Linked DNA regions of Mus musculus: region 1 is linked to region 2. The links are chromatin loops, found by intact Hi-C in ENCODE. Cell type or tissue: heart. All regions are shown on one strand.

What was found. A loop is a pair of places that touch in the nucleus more often than their neighbours do. Peaks named below come from ENCODE experiments on the same cell type or tissue, not always from the same donor. Only the 100,000 strongest peaks of a DNase experiment are listed, where the experiment ranks them.
Region 1: a loop joins it to region 2, with 5 times the contacts of the local background. A loop is called at or near these places in 4 of 42 quality-filtered maps.

The regions. Positions count from the first base shown.
Region 1 is chr2:180,350,616-180,355,615 of GRCm38, forward strand. No RefSeq gene overlaps it. Among named protein-coding and RNA genes, the nearest start is that of Gm52543, 6.6 kb to the left of the region's middle. In heart, CTCF peaks have their summits at 271 (motif pointing right) and 2,866 (motif pointing right); no DNase peak of the experiment used is centred here; H3K4me3 peaks cover 952 bases; H3K27ac peaks cover 1,823 bases.
Region 2 is chr2:180,776,863-180,781,862 of GRCm38, forward strand. It overlaps Bhlhe23 (basic helix-loop-helix family, member e23), which reads right to left and starts at 38. Exons shown (of 1, transcript NM_080641.5): 1 at 1-38. In heart, a CTCF peak has its summit at 2,820 (motif pointing left); a DNase peak (open chromatin) is centred at 2,789; H3K4me3 peaks cover 300 bases; H3K27me3 peaks cover 4,743 bases.

The DNA.
Region 1 (5,000 bases), 430 kb before region 2:
GCAGTGACTCTGTCCTGAATATCTTGATGCCTCTCTACTTAGAGACCTGTCTTGGACACCTTGGGATTTATAGGAATGGGGAGGTCAGCTCACTATCCGCCACCAAGACTGGACTAATGACACTATCAAGATGGGCCTGGGGTCAATCAGGAATGTTGCCTAGTCTTTAAGTCCATCAGGGGAGGGGCCAAGGTCAAAAGTTCTGTGGTATTCAATACCTGAGGAAGCACTGGCCTTCCTGATGCCTCACAGAAGCCCCTTTGGTTCAGAAGGACCACCAGGGGGCAGTAGAGTAAGACTGGAAACCCAGCACCACATGAGGAGTCATGTTGACTTTGGCCAGCATGGAAATCAGAAATGTCCAGGGACATACAGCACTGACTATGGTGACATTGCCCTCCTGAAATGTAAGTTAGGAGATAATACTAGGGTTCTTGGAGGATGTGAGCAGGCGACCAGCCCTGCCTATCATGTGGCAGCTGTCTTGGCTATTATAGGCTCTAGTGGGACCCTAGGGGATGCAGGGCTCCCCTCTGGACAGACAGCAAAGGGAAGCTGAATGCCAGTTGTTCATAATTCTTTCTCCCCAAGGCTAGCCGTGAAGGTTGACAGCCAGCTTGTCATGTACACATTGTCTTAGAAACTTCATGACCGTAGACATTTCATCCATGAATGCCTACTTCAGGCTATAGCTTCGATGTCACTGTACACTGCTGGGATAGCAGCACACAGAGGCAGTAGACCATCCTGCCTCCTGATGGCTGCATCTCACGCTGGCACCAGGCAGCTGACGTGGAAGCAGGTTTCTGCTTTCTGCTGCTATTACATGTGTACCAAGGGCACATCCGTGCAACCGTAGTTACATGTATATGTACAGAGGATGATGTTCATATCTGTTCCTTCTTCCAGCATTGCTGAGTCCCAGTCTCATCCCTGCCTCTAGGAAGCCAAACACCCTTCCACCTCACCCAGACCCAGAAGGCAGGATGGTGGAGTAGCGCCAATACATACCTCATCTTTGAGCAGTTGAATTTTTATAATTTTTTTATGATTTATTTATCTATTTTATGTATATGAGTATACTGTAGCTGTCTTCAGACACAAGAAGAGGGCATTGGATCCCATTACAGGTGGTTGTGAGCCACCATGTGGTTGCTGAGAATTGAACTCAGGACCTCTGGAAGAGCAGTCAGTGCTCTCAACTGCTGAGCCATCTCTCCAGCCCCGAGCAGTTGAATTCTTGAAGCAGGAGATAGGATCTCTGTGTTAAAGCAGGAGAGCTGAGGAGCAGGAGAGACAGCCTTGAACAGAGAGGAGAATCTATGTGACGTTCAGTGTAACCCACCCAGGGCTCTGCAGAGAAGGAAGAAAGGAAGGGTCCAGGGAAAAAGCCCGAGCCTGGGGAAACCCAAGACCTTTCCTTCGCTGTCTAGTGCTTGCCACTCTGAGCATTCTGCTGTGGTCCTGGTGGTGTGGCCTGAGGGGCCTGCTTGCATTCAGCATAGACTTTTCCGCTGCTGTTATTCCTTCCAAGTGCATTTAGGGGAGGCTGAAGGAGGAACCATTCTTTCTACAAAGCCAGCTTTGCAATGAGAGTAATGAAGAAAAGGGGGTGCACATCTGCCTGCCCCAAGACTGGTGCCAGATACAGTCACTATGGGTGACTGAAAGTCGGAGCTCCATGTAGAGGGATCACCAGGGGGGATCACCCAGGAGACCACTAGGAGGGAGAATCAGAGATCTTTTTTATTACAGGCATGTGTTAGCACACCTGATTTATTTAATATTTGGGATGGAACCCAGGGCTTCACTCATGCTGGGCAAGCAATCTTCCACTAAGTTATATGCCCAGCTCCCCAAATCAGCGTTGAGACACACTTCGTCTTTGTCTACAGTGGTAGGAACCCAACTATGAATTCTGAGTTAATGTTGGCTCAGGCAGTTTCTGGGACGAGGAGTCATCCAGAGGATGGCTGATGAGGATAGGGTGGGGTGACCGCATCCTCACAAGGTGGGAAGAGACCAAAGGTCTGGTTCACCCTTCTGGCTCTCCCTCCCTGGACAGCTGTTTGCCAGTACCACATCCTCCTTTTTGATCTTGTTTGCAGACTGTTCCAGGAACTCCTTCAGCGACAGTTTCAACCCCAGAGTTTCACTGCATGTCCTGTATGGTGCACTCTAGCCCTTGGGAACACTGTGTGAGACAGTCTGAATATGCTGGTCCAGCAGTGTGGCCCTGATTGCACATTCTGATGGCTCAGGTCCCTGGATGTGACTCTCAGACATGGTGGTTGCAGGCAGAAGCCTAGTTTTCTTTTATTTGTTTTTGCTGCAGGGTCTCACTCTGTAGCCTTGGCTGTCCTCAAACCTGCAGTTCTACCTCAGCCTCCACGGTGATGGATTACAAATATGAGCCACCGGACCTGAGTCTCTTGAGACAAGGTCTCACTAGGTTGTCCAGGTTAGCTTTGCTCACCATTCTCCTGCCTCAGAGCTGTGTGTGATTACAGGTGTGCTCCATCACGCTACCATGCAGATCACGTTCTGAAGTACAGCCAGACAGCCCAATCCCTTTGGTGCCTGTGTTTTTACAAAAGGAAAATTTTAGGAAGCTTTTTGTAGCTTTTCATTTATTATAGAGCACTGTGTGAAGGAAACATTTTTAGCTATGCGAACATCCTTGGGGTGTAGTCTGGAGGGTTCCAGGCCCCTGAACCTGGACGGCAGAGATGTTTAGAGCAAGCAGGCTCACAGCAGTGCCCCACAGTGTCACAAAATTCAGAATGGAGAGTGTGGATCCTTACCAGGTTGCTCAAAAGCCTGGAAGGGGCTGGCGAGTGTTCCTGGTGTAAGTGCAACATCTCACCAACAGGGGGCAGCCTGAGGCATGCCACTGGAGGCATCAGTGCATAGTGTGTGATTACTATTCTGTGTGCGCGCGCGCGTGTGCGTGTGCGTGCGTGTGTGTGTGTGTGTGTGTGTGCGTGTGCGTGCGCGTGCGCGCGCGTGTGCGTGTGCGTGTGCGTGTGTGTGTGTCTAGGTTGATGTGTCTGCTGGTGGTGGTGTGAGTAAGTGGTATCTCCTTATGGTTGGAGCTGTCATTCAGAAACCCCAGTCCTACTAAAAACTGGCCCGTGATGTAGCACTTAGGGCTTCTTGGCTACATGATACTCTTCATGTAGCTCCAGGACCAGAATCTTCTCTTTGATTCTGGGTGGCTCATGTGCCTTTGCTCGTGGTATCTGACAGCTGCGACAGCTTGAGGAGTCCTGAGTCTTTCTCACTCCAGGTGTGGCTCTAAGTCACAAATGTGCCCTAGTGAGAGCCCCCAAAATGAGGCCAGGTACACAAGCAGCCTCAGGGCCTCTAAGTAGATAGGGTAGGCAGAGCCAACTCTCCTGGCTCTGGGTGGGGATCACCTGGCCTGGGTGGGGCCTCCAGTGTTGGAAGTAGAACGAGGGAAAAGCACAGCGTGCAGAGCCATCCCGGGAGACAGTGGTCTGGCAGGAGGTGCCCAGCAGGGTCAGCTCTCTTGAGCAGAAAGTGTTCTGCTGGTTCAGGTCCCCAGATCTTGCAAAGTGCAGAGGGCACAGGGCCTCCAGTATACTGCCCCTCAACCCTTCCTTGAAGAAGATACTTGAGTAGATGGGAAGGCTCTGAAGGCTCCAACATTCAGGGTCCCACAGGTCCCTCCTTCATTTCCCTGGGGATCCTTTGGCCACCCCTCTCTTCTGGTGGCGGACTTCCTTCCACTCCTTGCTTAACCCTGCTAGGAGCCTTGGCTATGAGCTGCGTACCCCAACTTCCCATCACAACCTCCAGGAACTGGCTGTCTAGTTACCTGTTGGCTCTGTGGTCGCCTCCTGACTTCTGAGGATATGCAAGGATGTGTATGGACCAACAGCCTTGCTCCCTGGGACCAAGTGTGGGCAGTGTTAGGTTGACCTGCCTGAAACATACCGAGGTATGCCCTGATCTAGGACAGACCCTGTCACCGAGTCCCCGCCTCTTAGGCACTTCCCCATGGGAACATTTTACAGTTAAAATTTGGAAACTACCAGGCCCCCTGAATGTGGGGAATCTGTCGCGCTTACCACCCGGAGCCGTCCCACGCCACAGGCTGCCTGTCTGCAGAGGATGAGATTCTTCAGATGACTTTCCCACAGTCTACAGTCTGGTCACCTACTTGATAGGTGGCTCCTTGTTATCAGGAATGGCAGAGCTAAATCCCAGACACCACCGGGAGGGGGGATTTGTTGCCAGGCGGGGGAGGGTGTGTCTGTGGCTAAGTGTGCTTCTGCCTCAGGTCTTTCCACACATGGCTTCTATTCTCTGGACCGCTCAAGCCCCAGGTGTCCTGTGTAATGGCATCCCATCCCTCTCAGCCTGTCACCGTATCAGAGACCTCTCAGGCTCTGGATGGAGGCTGCGATCTTATCAGCAGACCCTTCGGGTCCTCTGGATGCTGCCCCCCTGATACCAGAGGTGTGAGTTGTCAGGCAGAGGACACAGACAGCAAGAGTCAGGATATAATGGGAATGTGGGCTTGGTGGGGACGGTGGGCTGTATCTTGTCTTCTGGCTCCTGGCCTGGGCTTTTGGTGGGTGGTCTGACTGTGAGACAAGATAAGGCAGCTGGATGGGCCAAGCGTTCTCAGGGGTGGGAGCGGCCTTGTGGGGAGGGGGAGTGAGTATGACGTGCCTGTTGCTTCCCTGTTGGGGAGCTCTGGAGGGCACTGGTCATGTGGGCTTGAATAGGCTCCTAGGTCCAGAGTGGCACAGAGTGGGTTGGTGGAGAAAACACCAACCTTTGGAACACTGGGCAAGAAGGCTCCTTGTCCTCCAGCTGGGTTAGCATCTCCTGGCCCCACGCAGAACATGCGGCTACATCATGGAAAGTGAGGACACGATGGGATATCTGCGTCTCCTCTGCCTTTGTCACCCTTAGACTCCCTCATGCCTTTGCAGTGTCCTGAGGGCTGCCTGTGTGCTCACCACCCG
Region 2 (5,000 bases):
CCTTCTCACCAAGGCGCGTGGCCGGCCGGGGCCGCTCTACCTCCCACTCGTATTGGCTTCGTTTTTAAGCTGCTGAGGCTCCCGATGGGACTTCACGCCGTCCAATCAGAGGGGACCTGCTGCCGGCATCTTCCCAGCCCCGCTCCACCCTCTATGCGGACCCACGGGCCTGAAGATGGGAGCCGCGGAACCTGAGGGCGCTTTGCCTGCTTCTTGGCCCCTCAACTGCCATTTCTTGTTTCCTACGGGGTCACTTTCCCAAAGCTCCAGTCTTGCCTTGTTCTGAGACCCCATCCGCAGGAGCTGCGCGCTGAGCGGGAGCTCCCAGCTGGGTTCTCCTCCAGGTCTCCGTATCCTTGCGAGTTGAACCAAATCAAATCATCTTCCTGTAGGCGGCAGGTCGTCGGTCCCTTCTGTCTGTCGCCTCAACACAAAGTTCTCCTGACAGGTGTATTCCAGTGTGGCTCCCGCGTTTGGGATGAAACCTTTTGCTTAGGACAGACAGACGTTTCCCTCGACTTCTGAGGTGAAGGATTCCCAGTCTTGTCCTGGGGGGAAGAGTATGATGGATTTTCTGTTTTGGCTGGGGAGTGAGGGCTGAGCAGAGGTCGCTGTAGAAGTGTCCAGGTTCCTTCTTGTAAGTGAGGAACTGGGGTTGACTTCACCTGCCCAGGCTTCAGTCTCAGCCCAGACCCCTCCCCACACAACAGATAATCTAGAGCCTGGTGCTTCCTGTGCTCCGGCTGGTCCTGAGTGTCTGGTTCCTATGTTGTTACACACTCAGGAGCAGGGGCTGTGCTAGGGGCTGGCTCATCTTTCCTAGTATGGGAGCCACGAAGCCAAAGTCTCTGCCTTATTGGAGACTCAAACTCTCTGAGGTTAGGAAAGGCAGAGCAGGTTGAGTTTCTGGTACCACCTAGTGCTGAAGGCTCCCTTTCTACCTAAAGAACATGAGGAGCTGCAGGCTGCAGGCTGGCCCTTCATATTTGTCAACTAAAGCCCCAAACATGAAGGCTGCTGAGGGGCTTGGTGCTTTTTGAGAAGTCCTCCAAGGTATGAACTTGTTAGGGCTCTGTGGTTTCAGCAAGAGGTCGATTCTCTTCAATATGGTAAGAGATGGGGTCTCCCTGGCTTCCAACTCTGTTCTGAGTTTCACCAGAAAAAGAAATTATTCAGTTGTTGGGCACTCTCTAAGAGCGCATAGATGCTAGAGGCACACTTGTGAAGTGAGTGTCGGTGAGAGCCATGTGTTTTCTGGAAGGTTCCAGGAACTCTATGTCATCACCAGTATGCAAGAACACAGATACAAACACATATGTGCTTAAGGAACATCAGACTTTGCTCTGGGCCTGGAAAAGAAAGAAACCAGACAACATCTTCTTGACTGCCAGAACTAGTTCACCATGTGGCCAGCTACACTGTGGAGGGCAGGTATCACCTAGAAGGACATCCTGGCCCAAAGAATGAGGTGCTTCTAAGAGTCCTTTTCCAAGTACTTGTCCCTGGGCTGATGGTGGTATGGGTGGGAGTTGGCAGTCCTGAGGCTATGGATCACTTCAGGCAACAAGAGACAAGATCTACAAGAGGAATAATGGGGCCATTGGGATGCAAAGATGGAAAGGCACACAGTAGTAGCACAAGCCCCTGAAGCTGTTCAGGGGAGTCTGTCTCCTTGGATGACAGGGAGGTTGGCCTCCAGAATGACATCCCAAGAGAGTAGTTTTGAAGCTGCCCCTGTGGCAGCAACTGCATAGATTGGAAGGGGAGGACAGCATTGCACTTGTCTGCTCCAGTCCAGTAGAGCTTCCAGAGCCTGACCAAAGCAGTGTGGGAGGCTAGGAAGAGAGCGCTGTTTGCACGGATCCAGGTCTCAGCCTGTGGGTGGAGGACGGCTCCTGTGGCCATGCTGAATGGGAGGCTCTTGGGTGATGTGGAGTGGATATTGTTATGAGTGGGGTGTCAGCAGGGTGCACTAAACTCTAGGCCATGGCCATGGATGTGGTGGGTCTTCAAGCTTTGCTTTAACAATGACTGCTATTGATTTGCATTAAAGATACAACCTGGGTCTATGAGGGATAGACTCTGAGCTTTCTAAACTGCCCAGCCAGGAGAGTAGATGTCCTCCAGTTAGAAGACTAATGTTAGTTGTCTGACAGAATCTATAATCACCTGGGAGGTATAGCTGAGTATTTCTGTAGGAGACATCTTGGTCATGACGGTAGGCTGAGAAGGCAGGTCTACTGTGCCCTGGGGTGGGATCCTGGGCTGTTAAATGAAGAGAGTGATATAAGCATCAGTTGCTCTCCTATTCTGGCTGTGTGTATGATGTGGTCATCTGCTTCAAGCTCCCGCCACCTCGATTTTCTCACACGATGGACTCTACCTTGAACCATGAACTAAAACCCACCCTTCTGCAAGTTGCTTTCTGCCAGAGTGTTTATCACAGAGACGAAAAAGAAATGGAGACATCCAGTTAATTGAGAACATTCAGTTGCATCCATCACAGCTCTGAAGGGTTAGGTTGGGGACAGGCATGGTTGCCAGCCACCTGTTTGTAATAGGCAAGATGGCTGGGTGTGGTAGCACTTGCCTTTAAACCCAGCACTTGTGAAACAGATGCAGGTGGATCTCTAAGTTCAAGGCCAGCCTGGTCTCCACAGTGGGTTTCAGGACATTCAGAGATACATATGAGATCCTATCAAAACCAACAAACCAAACAAACTGCAAACCAACTTGCAATAGGCGAGCTGCAAGGAGAGGCAGAGTTTTGCAGTGCCACACTGCCACCTGTAGTGCCACACTGCCACCTGCTGGATGATAAGGAGATTGCACAAGCAACTTCTCAGGCTCTTTCCCAGATTGGTGGGCAATTGGAGAAACCCCAGGTTTACCATCACCCCTATCCAACGTTCCTTTGCTGGAGCTGGGCGCCGTAGGCATACCAGGGCTGAGTAGGACCACAGCTGAGAAGGCAGCGCTCTTGATGCCTCTCATCCACGAAGCATGGGAGGACATGATGCTCTGCACCAACCATTTGTACGTTCCCATTACAGATGTGGGTCCTCTCCGTAACACACATGGTCTTAGGATAACGCATGGGACTGGAGCCAGGACAGCCCCATCCTGACTCAGAGTGGGCGTGGTCTGGCTTTTTTTTGAGGTTAAAATGGACCTTAGATTTTGGATGAGACTCTTCCCCCACTGTTTGGATGTCAGGTAATGGTGGCCTCCTCTGGGTAATTCAGCCATCTCATATGAGGGAACCTGGTGACCCTTGCCTCATGCAGACTTCCCAAGTGCTTCTGGGTGGCACGAGTCCATGCCCTCAAATTCTTTCTGGGCATGGACTTTTCATTTCCCACGGGGGACTGTCTTAGGCTCTGTTCTATTGCTGTGAAGAGACACCATGACCACAGCAACTCTTTCAGAAGTTTAGTCTATTGCCATTATGACAGGAAGCAGGGAGGCACACAGGCAGAAATGGTGCTGGAAAAGTAGTGGAGAGTTCTATATCTGGATCTGCAAGCTGCAGGAAGAACACACAGGACCTGGTTTGGGCGTTTGAAGTCTCAAAGCTCATCCCCAGGACACGCTTCCTCCAACAAGGCCACACCCACTCCAACAAAGCCATGCCTCTTAATCTTTCTCAAGTAGTAGTAACACTCCCTGATGACTGAGCATTCAAATATATGAACCTATTCTTATTCAAACCACCACAGGGGCCATGGGGGAAAGTCTTGCCTTTGTGCCCTCTCTTCTTTTCTTTTCTTTTCTTTTCTTTTCTTTTCTTTTCTTTTCTTTTCTTTTCTTTTCTCTTCTCTTCTCTTCTCTTCTCTCCTCTCCTCTCCTCTCCTCTCCTCTCCTTTCCTCTTCTTCTTTTCTTTTCTTTTCTTTTCCCTTTCTTTCTTTCTTTCTTTCTTTCTTTCTTTCTTTCTTTCTTTCTTTCTTTCTTTCTTTCTTTTTTCCCCAGGATCTTTTTAGAAGCTCCACAAGGGACATGCTCCCATCTGCGCACCAGCTGCAGGAGAATTGACAAGACCTCATCCTTTCCCCTTTATTCTCCCTTCCCCCACAGGAGCATCTGCTAGCCTTTTCCAAGGTGATGAGGAAGTGTCCTGTGTATGTTTTATTTATGTTTTTAGGGTTGGCAAGATCGCTTCATAAGCCTGGTCACCAGAGTTCAATCCCTAGAACCTACATAAGAGAAGTGAGTCCTGAAAGTTGTCATCTGACCTCCATACAGGTGCTGTCTCTCTCTCTCTCTCTCTCTCTCTCACACACACTCACACACACACACACACACATGCTTACACAGCACACATGCTCACACACATATGCTCTCTCTCATACACATACCCATGCTCTCACATACACATGCTCACACATACACATGCTCACATACACACATGCACACACTCACATACTCACACACATACACACCTGCTCACACACCACACATACAAATGTAATACATAACACTACAGCTGTGTTTTAAACATGTTTATCAAGACATAATTTGTATAATGTGCAACTCGTTCATCTAAAACATTTAGTTCAAAGACATTCAGAAGCTGTATTCTGGGATACACAGCCCTCACCCTAACTAACCTCAGGACAGCCTCTACCTCATCCTACTAGAGTCTCCTGCTGGCGTTCTCACCCCGCCCAGCCCACACCTGCACTGCTGACAGTCTCTGAACTGGGCTTGTGGAGTTCTGCTCTGCACTGCTTAGTTGACTTAGTTGAGGGGTGTTCTCTAGAGTGATTCCTCAGGTTATGAGAGAAGAAACACAGGGTTCGGCTTCAGTCTCGATGTAGTTACTTTGTAGCAGTTTCCCCCGTATTTCAGCACTCCTCTTTCCCAGAAGATAGAGTTCTTACTCCATGAGAATAACATTCTAGGTCCTGCATGTCTTCCCTACCAGTCAGATGTGGGTGGGTGGTGCTGACCCTGATTATAGCACCTGGGACTTGGCTGTAAGTACCCTTTGTCTCCCAGA